Regions from separate parts of the Homo sapiens genome. Here region 2 is linked to region 1. Evidence: read pairs that join two places in POLR2A ChIA-PET (ENCODE). Cell type or tissue: PC-9. All regions are shown on one strand. Each heading gives the region's core, and the rest is flanking DNA. Links, peaks and the distances in the headings are about the cores only.

Evidence for each region. Peaks named below come from ENCODE experiments on the same cell type or tissue, not always from the same donor. Only the 100,000 strongest peaks of a DNase experiment are listed, where the experiment ranks them.
Region 2: POLR2A ChIA-PET joins it to region 1 with 5 read pairs; 6 of 35 experiments call an interaction of 5 or more read pairs at or near these places.

The regions. Positions count from the first base shown.
Region 1 is chr1:43,641,801-43,647,158 of GRCh38, reverse strand. No RefSeq gene overlaps it. Among named protein-coding and RNA genes, the nearest start is that of KDM4A, 5.7 kb to the left of the region's middle. In PC-9, for the core only: no CTCF peak of the experiment used is centred there; DNase peaks (open chromatin) are centred at 2,368 and 2,978; H3K4me3 peaks cover 246 bases; H3K27ac peaks cover 1,104 bases.
Region 2 is chr1:43,748,795-43,752,794 of GRCh38, reverse strand. All of the region lies in intron 2 of ST3GAL3 (ST3 beta-galactoside alpha-2,3-sialyltransferase 3), which reads right to left. Among named protein-coding and RNA genes, the nearest start is that of ST3GAL3-AS1, 23 kb to the right of the region's middle. In PC-9, for the core only: no CTCF peak of the experiment used is centred there; no DNase peak of the experiment used is centred there; H3K27ac peaks cover 1,099 bases.

The sequences.
Region 1 (5,358 bases), core at 538-4,537:
GGCCGGACTGGTCTCAAACTCCCAACCTTAGGTGATCTGCCCACCTTGGCCTCCCAAATTGCTGGGATTACAGGCATGAGCCACCACACCTGGCCACTAAAATTTTAAATTTAAAAAAAAAATTTTTTTTTTTTGAGACGGAGTTTCCCTTTTATTGCCCAGGCTGGAGAGCAACGGCGTGATCTCAGCTCTCCGCAACCTCCACCTCCCAGGTTCAAGTGATTCTCCTGCCTCAGTCTCCCAAGTAGCTGGGATTACAGGCATGAGCCACCACACCCGGCTAATTTTGTATTTTTAGTAGAGATGGGGTTTCACCATGTTGGTCAGGCTGGTCTTGAACTGCCAGCCTCAGGTGATCCGCCTGCCTTGGCCTCCCAGAGTGCTGGAATTACAGGCGTGAGCCACCACGCCCGGCCAAAAAATTCTTAATAGAACTGGGAGGCTGGGTGCAGTGGCTCTCATGCCTGTAATCCCAGCACTAGGGAGGCCAAAGTGGGAAAATCACCTAAGGTCGGGAGTTCAAGACCAGCCTGCCCAACATGGCGAAACCCCATCTCTACTAAAAATATAAAAAATTAGCTGGGCATGGTGGTGCACACCTGTAATCCCAGCTACGCAGGAGGCTGAGGCAGGAGAATCGCTTGAACCCAGGAGGCAGAGGTTGCGGTCAGCCGAGATCACGCCACTGCACTCCAGCCTGGGTGACAAGAGCAAAACTCTGTCTCAAAAAAAAAAATAGAAGTGGGGTCTCCCTATGTTGTCTCAGCTGGTCTTGAACTTCTGAGCTCAAACAACCCTCCTGCCTTGGCCTCCCAAAGTGCTGGAATTTCCAAGCATGAACATGCCCGGCTGTGAAAATTAACTGATCTGTATGCTTGAAAGTTGTGCATAAGTTTTGATATACATATACCTTAGTTTTTAAAAGTAAATTTAAAATTTTTTAGTTAAAAAAAAAAGGAAAAACATGTTAATGTCCTCATAGCTTTAGGTCCTTTGCCCTCTTCTCTCATTCTACACAGTCTTCTTAGGTGCTTTTGTTTTATTTTTTCTTTGAGTTAGGGTCTCCCTCTGTCACCCAGGCTGGAGTGAAGTGGTGCAATCACAGCTCACCGCAACCTCAACCCCCTGGGCTCAAGCGATTCTCTCACCTCAGCCTCTCAAGTAGCTGGGACTACAGGCATATGCCACCAAGCCCGGCTAATTTTTGTATTTTTTTGTAGAGACGGAGTTTTGCCATGTTGCCCAGGTGGGTTTTTGTTTCTGTTTCTGTTTTTGTTTTTTTGACAGCTGCCCACGTGCAGGTGTTTCTGGCTCTACAACTCACTAGCAAGTTACTTAATTTCTCTAGTTCTCAAGTTTTCTCATAACTAAAACTGGGATAGTACTTCCCTTTCTGGGTTGTGAGAATTGAATGAGATAAATGAAGTAATGGGATAATGAAGTAAACCAGTTAGAAGTCTAATTGGCACGTAGTAAGTGCTCAGTAAATGTCAGCTCAGTAAATGATGATGATGGTACAAAGCACTTAGCACAGAGCCTGAAACAAGAGCTCAATACACTTTCACTCTTAGGCTGCACTCATGTGCACACTGATGACACCCATTGTATATCCCAGACATCTTCTCCCTGGAGCTCAGATCCATGTATCCTGCTGTCTCTGGATCCCTCCCCCTAGTTGTCCTACAGTTACTTAAAGCTGACCTACCCAACAAAGAGCTACTCTTGCCCCACAAATAAGCTGTACCTCCTAGGTTTCCTATCTCAGTTAGTGGAAGAGCCATGACCTAATTGCTTAAGCCAGGTGCAGTCCATTACCTCACCCTGTCCAGAGCTCCACAAAGCAAGTATTTTACAAATGCATGGATTTGTTTACATGTGCATCTTTCCTCACTAGACAAAAGTCTCGTGAGAATATCATTTTGGTCTTATTGCTAATACCGTTTAGGAATGTATTCCATTGCCAAAAATAGAAAACCCTAGCAAAAGTGGCTAAATACAAGTTTATTTTCTCATCGGATAAGAGGTCTGAAGGTGGTGAGCCTTAGCTCAGTGCTCAACAAAGTCATGAAACATACAGGTATGTTCCATCTTTCTCTTGCACCCTTTGCAACGTGGCTTTTGCCACCCTCTTGTGCAACTCGTGATTGTAAGGTGACTGCTGCAGCTCCAGAAGGAGGACAGAGACAGTGTCCTGTTTCTTCTATCACACCAGCAAAAAGACTACCAGAATCTGCCTGCCTGCCAGTAATGAGTGGAACAGACCCTTTCCTGCACTCATGGTTTTTATAATCTAGTGAGAGAGAGACATGAAGCAAGTGCTTGCACAAAGAAAGAAAATTATAGGCTGGGTGTGATTCACACCTGTAACCCCAGCTACTCCTGAGACTGAGGCATTCGAGGCTGCAGTGAGCTATTATGGAGCCACTGCACTCCAGCCTGGATGACAGAGTGAGACTCTTATCTCAAAAAAAGAAAAATTGCCACAAAGTTGTGCTTGCTATGAAGGAAAAGAATAGGGGAGAACACCTTTAGAGTGACTTGCCACCAATGGCAGCAGGATTTGGAAATAAAGCTATCATGGCATAAAGTGTATGCCATGTTCCCAGTCCAGGGTTTCCTTTCCTAGAGCTTCACTTTATCCAGCACTCAGCACAATGCCGAGCACATGGCAGGCATGACATAAGTAATCATAATGGCAATATTATTCGCTTAAAAAGTTAACTACACCTAGGCCAGGTGACGTGGCTCACGCCTGTAATCCCAGCACTTTGGGAGGCCGAGGTGGGTGGATCACGAGGTCAGGAGATCGAGACCATCCTGGCTAACACAGTGAAACCCCGTCTCTACTAAAAATACAAAAAATTAGCCGGGCGTGGTGGTGGGCGCCTGTAGTCCCAGCGACTCAGGTGGCTGATGCAGGAGAATGGCATGAACCTGGGAGGTGGAGCTTGCAGTGAGCTGAGATTGCGCTACTGCATTCCAGCCTGGGTGACGAAGCGAGACTCCGTCCCCCCAAAAAAAAAAGTTAACTACAGCTGGGTGCAGTGGCTCACTGCTGTAATCTCAGCACTTTGGGAGGCTGAGGCCAGTGGATCACCTGAGGTCAGGAGTTAGAGACCAGCATGGCCAACATGGTGAAACCCTGCCTCTACTAAAAATGCAATAATTAGCTGGGCATGGTGGCAGGCGCCTGTAATCCCAGCTACTCGGGAGGCTGAGGCAGGAGAATTGCTTGAACCCAGGAAGTGGAGGTTGCAGTGAGCCGAGATCGTGCCGTTGCACTCCATCCTGGGTGACGAGCAAAATTCAGTCTCAAAAAAAAAAACAAAAAACAAAAAACAAACAAACAAAACAAAGTTAACTACATTTATTGAGCTGTTATATTTCAAACACTGTGCTAAATGCTTTATATGCACAAAAATTGTTTACATTTAGATATATGCTATCATTAACAATGTTCTTTTTAATAATATAATTTAATGATTTTTAAATAAATTTACAAACGCATGCAACTATCACCCAATCCAGTTTTGGAACATTTCCATCACCTCAATAAAATCTACCACCTCAAAAAGATTACCCGTGCCCAGTTATAATCAGTCTCCATTCCCACCCCCAGCCCCAGGCAATTATTAATCTATTTTCTGTCTATATAGATTTGCCTTTTCTGGACATTTCATATAAATAGAACCATAGACTATGTGGTCTTTTGTGTCTGGCTTCTTTCACTGAGCATAATTTTTTTGAGAGTCACCCATGTTGTAGCATGCATCAGTATTTCCCTCCTTTCTATTATTGAATAGTATTCCACTGTAGTGTTGATTGATGTTTGGGTTGCTTCCACTTTTTGGCTATTAGGAATAGTGCTGCTATGAACATTTACATGCTAGCCTTTGTGTAAATGTCTGTTTACATTTCTCTTGGGTAGATAACAAGGAGTGGAATAATTGCTAGGTTGTATAGTAAATTTGTGTTTATCTTTTTAAGAAACTGCCAAACTATTTTCTAAAGTAGCTGTACCATTTTACATTCCCATCAACAATACATGAGGAGTCCCATTTCTCCATATTCTTGCCAGCATTTGGTACTGTCTATCTTTCTGATTATAACCATTCTAGTGGGTGCCAAGTAGTATTTCACTGTGGTTTTAATTAGCATTTCCCTAATGACTAATGATGTTGGGCATCTTTTTATGTGCTTATTAACCATTCATATATCCTCTTTGGTGAAATGTCTATTCAAACCTTTTGTCAATGTATTAATTGGGTTGTTTGTCTTCTTATTATTGAGTTGTAAAAGTTATTTATGTATTTGGATACAGATCCTTTATCAGATGTAGGCTTTAAAAATATTTTCTCTCCTTCTGTGGCTTGCCTTTTCATTTTCTTTAGTGTCTTTTGAAGCACAAGAGTTTTCGTTTTGATGAAGTTCAATTTATCAGTTTATTGTATGAATTGTGGTTTTGGTGCATTGACATTAACATTTACATAGTTCTGCTCTGCCCCTAAAATATGTCCAGAATTCAACACTTCCCTTCACCTCCACTCCATCACCCTGCTCCAAGCCATCCTTAGCCTGAATAGGATAATTGCCACAGCCTGCTAATGTCTCTGTATCTCTGCCCTTGCCCCCTGCAGTCTCCTCAACACAGCAGACTGATTCTTTTTAATTTTTTAAAAAATTATTTTCTACGCTGGGCATGGTGGCTCGAGCCTGTAATCCTAGCACTTTGGGAGGCCGAGGCAGGTGGATTGCTTGAGGTCAGGATTTCAAGACCAGCCTGGCCAACATCTACTAGAAATACAAAAATTAGCCAGGTGTGGTGGCATGGGCCTGTAATCCCAGCTACTCAGGAGGCTGAGGCAGGAGAATCGCTTGAGCCTGGGAGGTGGAGGTTGCAGTGAGCTGAGATCTCGCCACTGCATTCCAGCCTGGGGAATGGAGTGACACTCCATCTCAAAAAACAAAAACAAACACAAAAACAAACAACAAAAAACGGGTTTTCTAATTTTTTTTTCAAGTGATTCTCCTGCCTCAGCCTCCCGAGTAGCTAGGATTACAGGCGCCCACCACCACACCCGGCTAATTTTTTGTATTTTTAGCAGAGACGGAGTTTCATCATGTTGGCCAGGCTGGTAGTGAACTCCTGACCTCAGGTGATTCACCCGCCTCGGCCTCCCAAAGTGCTGGGATTACAGACATGAGCCACTCCGCTCAGCCTAGAGTGATTCTTTTTTTTTTTTTTTTTAAGACGGAGTCTCACTCTGTCGCCAGGCTGGAGTGCAGTGGTGTGGTCTTGGCTCAATGCAACCTCTGCCTCCTGGGTTCAAATGATTCTCTTGCCTCAGCCTCCCGAGT
Region 2 (4,000 bases), core at 1-4,000, 110 kb before region 1:
TGACTGGACGTGGTGGCTCATGCCAGCAGTTTGGGAGTCTGAGGTGGGAGGATCGCTTGAGCCCAGGAGTTCAAGACGAGCCTGGGCAAACATGGTGAGACCCACTCCTACAAAAATATAAAAATTAGCCAGGCATGGTGGTGTGCACCTGTAGTCCCAACCACCACATGGGAGGATGAGATGGGAGGCTTACTTGAGCCCAGGAGGTGGAGGTTGCAGTGAGCCGTGATTGTGCCACTGCACTCCAGCCTGGGACACAGAGCGAGACCCTGTCTGAAACAAACAAACAAAATATTGTGAGGGAATAAGTGAGGAAGAAGAGCCAAGGAAAAAATATTTAGTCTATGAAACAGGTGGGTGAATCAGGGGCTTCAGATATCAAGTATTGTTACTGAGAGCACAAACTTTGAAGACAGGAAACCTTTAGTTAAAGCTTTGTCTCTGTTAGTGATCAACCCACTTAAAATTGTTTTCCCACCTGCAAAATGGAACAAGAGCAGTCCCCACTTTACCAGTGTGATCTCAAAAAAGGCATTAACTTGTTGAGCCTCATTAGCCTTACCTGTAAAATGTGGAAATACTATCAAACATACCTAGTAGATTAAATAACATGATGCATGCAAAGCGCTTTAGAACACTGTGAGCTCCAAGCACATAGTTGAATGTTCAAAAAATTTAGGCCGGGCGCAGTGGCTCACACCTGTAATCCCCGCACTTAGGGAGGCCAAGGCAGGAGGATAGCCTGAGGTCAGGAGTTCGAGACCAGCCTCACCAACATGGTGAAACCCTGCCTCTATTAAAAAGACAAAATTAGTCGGGTGTGGTAGCAGGGCCTGTAATCCCAGCTACTGAGGAAACTGAGACAGGAGAATCGCTTGAACCCGGAGGTGGAGGTTGCAGTGAGCCGAGATCGCGCCACTGCACTCCAGCCTGGGTGACGAGAACCTCCGTCTCAAAAAAAAACAGAACAAAAAAAAATGTAACCAATTACAACCTCGTAAGGTTGCTAGATTATAACGACCATGAGAGTAGGACAGGCCTATATTCATCTTTCTATCCCAAAGACCTGACACAGAATACGCCAGGAATACTCTAACTGCCAATTAATGTTTACTGCTGTTGATTTTGAGCTTCCTACAAATAAAGTGTGGGATTGACCTATCTGTATACATATGCATTTGAGTGTGTCTCTGTGTGTATGTAAGTGAAAAAGATCATCCTTATATACTTTCCATCTTCATGTAGGAGTATATGAAGATCTACCTTAGCCATTTCAATGGCTGCAGAGTATCTGTCAAATGGACATGCCATTATTTATTTACTCAATCTTTTATTGTTTCCATTTTTTTCTTATAAACAATGCAATGTGCACACCTGTACATATATCTGTGCATGCTTGTTCTGTATTTCTTTAGGAAGTAAAACTGATGGATCAAAAGGCATGTATATTTATACTTTTGAATACACACTATTATATTGCCTTCCAGGAACCCACTTATATTATATAAAAATAATGGTTTACTTATGCATGTACAGGGCATTATAATTCTAAACTCTTTGCCAGCATGAAAGGTACTGCCAATATGGAAAAATAAAATAACAATTACGTACCATCATTCTTTTATACTTTGTATTTCTTTAAAAAACAGTGAGAATATTTTTGTAAATAAACACTAACCACTTATAATTTTCCTTCTGTGAAATTAAGATGTTCCTGCATTTTATCAATTTTTCTATTTAAGTGTTGGTTTTTCCAATTTATACAAGCTCTTTATATATATTAAGAATATCATCTCTCTGTCATATATACCAAAAATATTTTTCCTGGCTTGTTGTTCATCTTAACTTTGCTTAGAATTTCTAGAGAATTTTTTAAAACAGAAGTTTTAATAAAAGATAGCTTTTTTTTTTTCTTGAGACAAAGTCTCACTCACTTTATCAGCCAGGCTGGAGTGCAGAGGCGTGAGCACAGCTCAGGCATGAACATGGCTCACTGAGCCTCCTAAGTAGCTGAGACTACAGGTGCACACCACCACGCTGGGCTAATTTTTTTTTTTTTTTACTTGTTGTAGAGACAGGGTCTTCCAATATTGCCTAGGCTGGTCTCAAACTCCTGGGCTCAAGAGATCCTCCTGCCTTAGCCTCTGAATGTACTGGGATTACAGGCATTAGCCACTGTGCTGGGCCAAAAGATAACATTTTTCATTCTTTTATGGTTTGGTATCAAGCGAATAAAATCCCTTTCTCAACCCCAATATCATATTCTTTATTGTTTTCTAGTACTTTAATTTAGTTCTTTATAATTAAATATCTAATCTAGCTGAAATTTATTTTTGTCTAAGGTGTATATTTGTTTTACTTACCTACTGATGGAAATTTAGGTTGTTTCCAGTACCTGGCTATTGTTAATAAAGCTGCCACCAACATTTGTTTACAACTCTTTTTGTAGGCAAAGGTTTTCATTTATCTTGGGAAGTATGAGTTGCTGAGTCATGTACTAAACATATGCTGAACTTTAAAAGAAATTGCCAAATTGTTTTCCACAGTGGTTGTACCATTTTACACTCCATTTGAAAACACAAGAGAGTTGCTAAGTTGAAGCATGCTAATCTTTAAATTTCAGCAATTCTAATGGGTGTGAAGTGGCATTTCACTGAGGTTTTAATTTGCTTTCCCTGACGTCTAATGATGATGAATCTTTTGAGGTGTGTCTTAATCCACTCTGTGTGCTATAACAAAATACCTGAGACTGGGTAATTTATATTGAAAAAAAAGAAATTTATTTTCTCATAGTTCTAGAGATTCTGAAGTCAAAGATCAAAACATTAGCAGGTTTGGTGTCTGGAAAAGCCCCAGTATTCTCTTCCAAGAGGGCACCTTAAAACGGTGCATCCACAGGAAGGGAAAAACACTGTGTCCTCATATGGCAGAAGGCAGAAGGGGCAAAAAGGGACCAAACTCTCTCTGTCAAGCCCTTTTTATAATGGCATTCATTCATTTATGAGGGCAGAGCACTCATGACCCAATCACTTCCCAAAGGGTCCCATCTCCCAACACTGTTGCACTGGGGATTGAGTTTCTAACACAAGAATTTCTGGAAGGGACAAGAACATTCAAACCATAGCAAGGTGCTTATCAGTCATTTGTAATTTTTTTTGTATGAAATATCTGTTCAAGTCCTTTGTCAGTTTCTTTTTGTTGTTCATTTTTTTGTTTGTTTGTTTAAGATGGGGTATCACTGTGTTGTCCAGGCTGATCTTGAACTCCTGGGCTCAAGTGACCCTCCCACCTGGTCTCCCAAAAGTACTCTGTCAACTCCTTAACTAGGTTGTTTGCCTCCTTATTCAGTTGTAAGAGTTCCTTATATCTTCTGGATCCAAGTCCTTTGCCCAATGTATCTTGTCAATATTTTTCCCAGCATGTGGCTTGCTTTTTATTTACTTGATGGAACAATTTGAAGAGCAGAAAGAATCTCAATGGATACAATTGATAAATATTTCTTTTATGGTTAATGCTTTTTGTGCTACCACAACAGCATGAAGATTTTCTCCTTTTCTATAAATTTTACACTTAGGTCTACGATCCACTTAAAATTGATTTTTGTATATGGTGTGAGGTAGGAATTGTGGTTCCTTATTTTTCTATATAGATATCTAGTTATTGCACCAGAGTATATTGAAAAGACTCCCTATCCCACTGAATTATGTTATTACTTTTATCAAAATTCAATTGACTACATATGCATGGTCTATTTCTGGACTCTATTCTGTCTACTGATCTTTCACCAATACTGTATTGTCCTGATTACCACAGTAAGACTTGAAGTGAAGTAGTGTAAGCTCTCTAACTTCTACTTTCCAAAGTCTAGATTCTTTGTGTTTTCATATAAATTTTAGAATCAGCTATTGATTTCTTTTTTTAAGCCTGCTGAAATTTTAATTAGGATTGCATGAATCTATAGATCAATCTTGAAAGAATGAGGATCTTCACTTAAGGCCAG